Regions from separate parts of the Homo sapiens genome. Here region 2 is linked to region 1. The links are chromatin loops, found by intact Hi-C in ENCODE. Cell type or tissue: MCF 10A. All regions are shown on one strand. Region 1 overlaps BASP1-AS1 (BASP1 antisense RNA 1). Region 2 overlaps RETREG1 (reticulophagy regulator 1).

Region 1 (2,500 bases):
GGCTGCCATAATGAAGGACTACAAACTGGGTGACCTAAAACAAGAGATCTATTTTCTCCAATTCTGGAGAACAGGAGTCTGAAATCAAGGTGTGGGCAGGCCTGGTTTCTTCCGGAGCTCCTTCCATCTCTCCCAGCTGCTAACAGTCCTTGGTGTTCCTTGGCTAGTGGACGCATCACCCCCCTCTCTCCCTCTGTCGTCCCACCGCGTTCTGTCTCTGCATCTCAGTGTTCAAATCTCCTCTCCTTATAAAGACAGCAGTCACATTGGATGAGCGCCACCTAGTGGCCGAAGTTTAACTTGAGGACAACTGCAAAGACCCTCCTTCCAATAATGTCACATTGGCATGTAAAGAGGGGTTAGGACTTCAACATATTTTTTCGGAGAAGACATACAATTCAACCCAAAACACTGACCAAAACTTCACTTTCCCTGGGCGACCCCAGCATGGCAAGTTCTCTGCGTGAATAAGGCAGTGGTTGTTTAACAGGCGTGCCAGGAGGCTCAGGGAGCAGGAGCTACAGGGACCTGCATTGTATTCTAAGCGACATGAGGGCGCCTTGCTGTAGTTTCTTTCCTGGGTCTTATCATGCCTCTCCTAGCTCTCAGTTGCTCTTCAGCTTGCAATCCAAGACATGTATTTGTAGTTTAATGAACAAATCATATACTTAAAAAAATGGGTTAGTTTAATCTTAAAAAATCAAAGGCTTTAAAAAAGGGATCACAATGTATGTTTCTAGCCTCTTGCATTCACCTTTACCTTTCCTCCTCCATCTGCTACAGTCACAAGGAGAGCATCCACTTGACCTGTAGTCAGGGAGCACTGCTAAAGGTTGTATCTTCACTCAGCTGCAGTCAGCTTGTGACCGCAGATGCGTTATGAAATTAAATGTCCTCCTATTTTAAAGCTTCTACGAGTCATTAAAATTTTTTTGTTTATGGATATCATCAGGAGTGGTAGGGTGGGAGGAGGATAAGGGAAAGAGAAGAGGATGTTTTCAGCTGAGCAGAGGAAGCAAAGTTTGACATTTACAAGACCCGCATGTTATCTCTGGCCTGACCGTCTTGGTTCACATTCTTGTGTGGGTTCAAGTTTCCTGAGCACATGCATATTGACCTTAGTAAGAGGCCAACTCTGGATTGCCACGAGTCAGCTAACTCCTGCTGCCAGAAAATGGATTTTTTTTCTTCAGCAAGAAGTGCCTTGTGCAATTTTTCCTAATCAGGTCTGAAAAATAGTGACCTCTCATTTTGCAAAAACAGTTCACTATTGACAATATTAATAAAAACACGTGAGTTTACATAAATTAAGGGTTTTGGGTCTATTTCTGTGTGCTTTGACTGCAGTGCCTCCTAGTGGACACTTTTATGCTATACAAGTTTCTCATGGTTGATTAGTACTCACAGAAATGTTAAGAATGCATTTGAACAAACTCATTGTTTTCTACAGTAGGTTCCTCTTTTGTTTCTTGTTAGGTTTTAATTTTTCCCCAGCTAAGGTTCACTTCAATACATGACCAAATTGTGTCTATGTACAATCCTCTGATTGTTCAGAGGAAATTTTCTACACCCCCCTTTTCCTCATCTTAGGAGAGAATTTAAAGAGAATAAAATGCGCGCATGAGTAAGTTGCCATAAGAGCTTTTAAACTGTGGTTGGTAACATGATATATGTATCTGGAAAACTAGAATGCTAAAAATACCGCAATAATGAGGCTTTAAAACTAAGATGATTATGACTTAAACATTTAAAAGCAGGGTAGGAATATGAACTCATTCAGCAAGAGTTTGACATCTATTCCATTCTAGAGGGCTTGTGGCAAGTATGTGGGGAGGAATGGCCAATCCCCAGATAAAGGCCACCTGCTTGTTGCTTTCCTGCCTGTGACTTTATCCCCAGATGATTCAGAGAAGATAGGCTCTCCAGCCGCCCGCATGTTCCCTCTCACTGTGGATGTAATTGGGGTTCAGGTGAAAGTCCTCACCTCACTTCCTGGTGTTGTAGCTTCAGGAGTCTGCAGGGTGGCAAAGTCAAGTGATTCGAGCCAGGATTGTCTTACGTGGGGCCCAGCTTTGGAGGGTTCTGAAAGCTCCTTGAAAGTGACTGTAAAGCTATGACAGAGATTCCCAGACTTCGAGATTTTACAAAGAAGCCAAGGAATAAAGAAAGCTTTTAATGGGGGATTAAAGAAAGATGCCCAATTTAAAAAACAACAAACTTTTTTCCCTGTAATAGCGTTAAAAATAAACTACTAACGGGCTGGGTGCAGTGGCTCATGCCTGTAATCCTGGCACTTTGGGAGGCCGAGGCGGGTGGATCACCTGAGGTCAGTAGTTTGAGACTAGCCTGGCCAACATGCCAAAACCCCGCCTCTACTAAAAGTACAAAAATTAGCTGGGCGTGGTGGTGCACAGCTGTAATTCCAGCTATTCAGGAGGCTGAGGCAGGAGAATCGCTTGAACCCAGGAGGCAGAGGTTGCAATGAGCCGGGATTGCGCCA
Region 2 (2,500 bases), 640 kb before region 1:
CTGGGTCAGCTGGGATGCATTCCTTTCAGAGGCTCTCGGGGAGATGGTGTCTCCTGGCTTCTTCCAGCTTCTAGAGGCCACCTGTTTTCCTTCACTCATGGTCCCTAGCTCCATAGTCACAGCCTGCAGCCTCGCATTGTCTCTCTTTGACCTGCCTCCTTCCTAAAAGAACCTTTGTGATGACATGGGGCCACCTGGATACTCCAGGATCATCCACCCATCTCAAGATCCTTGATCCCATCTGCAAAGTCCCTCCTGCCATCTGAGGTCATGTATTCACAGGTTCTGAGTTACGGTATGGACTTCTTTGGTGTGGATGGGACTATTCAGCCTGCCCCAAACACACAATGGTGTGGAAGACGTTCTTTAGCAGCTACTGCTCTTGTACACTCTTCTAACAAGCAGGAACCTTTGCCCTCAGTATTTAACAGGTTAATTTATGCCTGGGAGCCAACAACTCACTAATACCCCCTCTTTCCACACAATCACTTGCAAATTAAGTTATTTTCTAGGATTCACAATTCAAGATGATCTGGAGTCCTCAAGAAAAGGAAAATACTAAGTCAAAAGACTAAGTCAAAGAGCAAGGAGGGAAGGAAAGACTTTGGAGAGCACAAGATAAACAACATTCAAAAGATTTTATATAAGACAGTGGATAGAAACAAACAGTAAAAGGGTCATGAACTCAAAGTACCATTTAGTTCTTAGAGACCTCACAGATGCTTAGCTTGTTTGTCAACTAAAAAACACAACCATTTGTCATTGATTCATGTCATTCATTTGTGAATTTCCTGCCCACCCCCACTTTCTCTGTCATATTCTCCATTGATCTATCCTTCAATCACTTCTCTTAGTTAGTCCCTGTTAATTTTTTTCACTCCCCCTACTACTCTAAAACATATGAGTATCCATGCACACCTGTGCACACAGGTACAGGTATAGAAGTCACCTTTCATCGGACTTTCTTCTTGTAACTAGAACAACGTTAATGCTTTTGCCCTGCTGGAATGTGTAGGTACTAATCACACTTTGGAGCCACACGGCTGGGTTCTGCAGTAGCCAAACTATTCTTAGCTTCTCTGAAACAGATGTCCCATCGCTCACACCCCCTCTAGTGGCAGCCAGCCCTAGAACAGGGCTGAGCATGCACAGACTAAAGACAAAAAAACCTCCCAAGAACTCACAAGAATATTTCCATGCTAGGTGTCACAGCCCTTGTATTGGTATAAATTTTACACAACCTTTCAAATATACAATATTCTGGCTTTGGGAACTGTTCACTTTAAGCATTAGGCATCTACCTTTTTCCTTTAAATGACCATTTGTACTGCCATATCGTAAACTCAGAAACAGAAACAGTGCACACTATGGAAAAAAAAATCCAAAGTCAGTGCAAAAAGAGCAGATAAATAAGTTGTGATATAGTCCACATGATGGAATATCGTACAGCCACAAAATATGAATGAACTACAGCTATACACAGCAACACAACTGATCTTTTTAAAAAACGTGTAAGAAAAAAAAACACTAGTCCTAGAAGAGCACATAAATATGGTACCATTTTGATACACCTCAAAAACAAAAACTTTATTTAGGGATACATATATGTGATTTAAATATATAAATATTCATACTTGGTTTAAATATATACATGTTTATATTTTGTTTAAATATATATCTATACTTTGAATATATAAACATTTATACCTTGTTTAAATATATAAATATTTAGATTAGATTTTGTTTAAATATATTTAGATTTTGTTTAAATGTATGAATATTCATATTTCATTTAAATATAAGCGCGGCTTTTTTTTGAAAAGCAAATGAATGAGGAGCACAAACTTCAGGACCATGCTTGCTTCTGGCAGGCAGCAGGACGGGGTGGGCGGGGGAGCAACTGTATCAGTCCTGATTGGATAATAGGTTCATGTATATTCATTTTATTATGTTTTACAACTTATATATATATTACAAATATCATTCAGTATATTCAATATGATCACTAACATGTACCTAAGGAACATATACAGGTAGGCCGACAGACAGACAGACCTGCCCACTGACAGAACCCAGGGATAGGTTGTTGAAAGAGAGCACGATATTCTCTCAGATTCCCTCTTGTTGTCCAAAGACTACAGTTCGGACCATGAGGATAAGATTTAAATCTTATTCTGGATAATGCAAAGAGTTTCCAAATCTTGAAACATTTTTGGGTTTACACCTAAGTCACCAGAATATGCATTCAACCCTGTCACTTGTACCTGGAGGCTGAACCTTTGAGCTTGCCTCTGAGCCTCAAAAAGCAAGAATTTAAGAACTTTGATCTCACCTGACCTTGGAAATAAATCATTTTTCTTCACCCCAATCCTGTGAGACTTTGTGTCAAAAGACACTCGGCCTGGCTGGGCCCCCCACCTGGAATGATGCTGACATTTCCGAGGCTGGAACCTCTCCGTTGAGCCTCGCTTGTTTCTCTGGACTTTGTCCCTGACCTTGG

The links. Hi-C counts contacts between places; a loop is a spot of excess contacts. Peaks named below come from ENCODE experiments on the same cell type or tissue, not always from the same donor. Only the 100,000 strongest peaks of a DNase experiment are listed, where the experiment ranks them.
Region 2: a loop joins it to region 1, with 7 times the contacts of the local background. A loop is called at or near these places in 9 of 110 quality-filtered maps.

Annotation. Positions count from the first base shown.
Region 1 is chr5:17,189,319-17,191,818 of GRCh38, forward strand. The region is part of intron 1 of BASP1-AS1 (BASP1 antisense RNA 1); the gene reads right to left. Among named protein-coding and RNA genes, the nearest start is that of BASP1-AS1, 27 kb to the right of the region's middle. RefSeq lists a silencer at 962-1,256. In MCF 10A, CTCF peaks have their summits at 298 (motif pointing left), 497 and 1,352 (motif pointing left); DNase peaks (open chromatin) are centred at 273 and 1,353.
Region 2 is chr5:16,551,814-16,554,313 of GRCh38, forward strand. The region is part of intron 3 of RETREG1 (reticulophagy regulator 1); the gene reads right to left. Among named protein-coding and RNA genes, the nearest start is that of RETREG1-AS1, 63 kb to the right of the region's middle. RefSeq lists a silencer at 907-1,201. In MCF 10A, a CTCF peak has its summit at 1,126; a DNase peak (open chromatin) is centred at 1,098.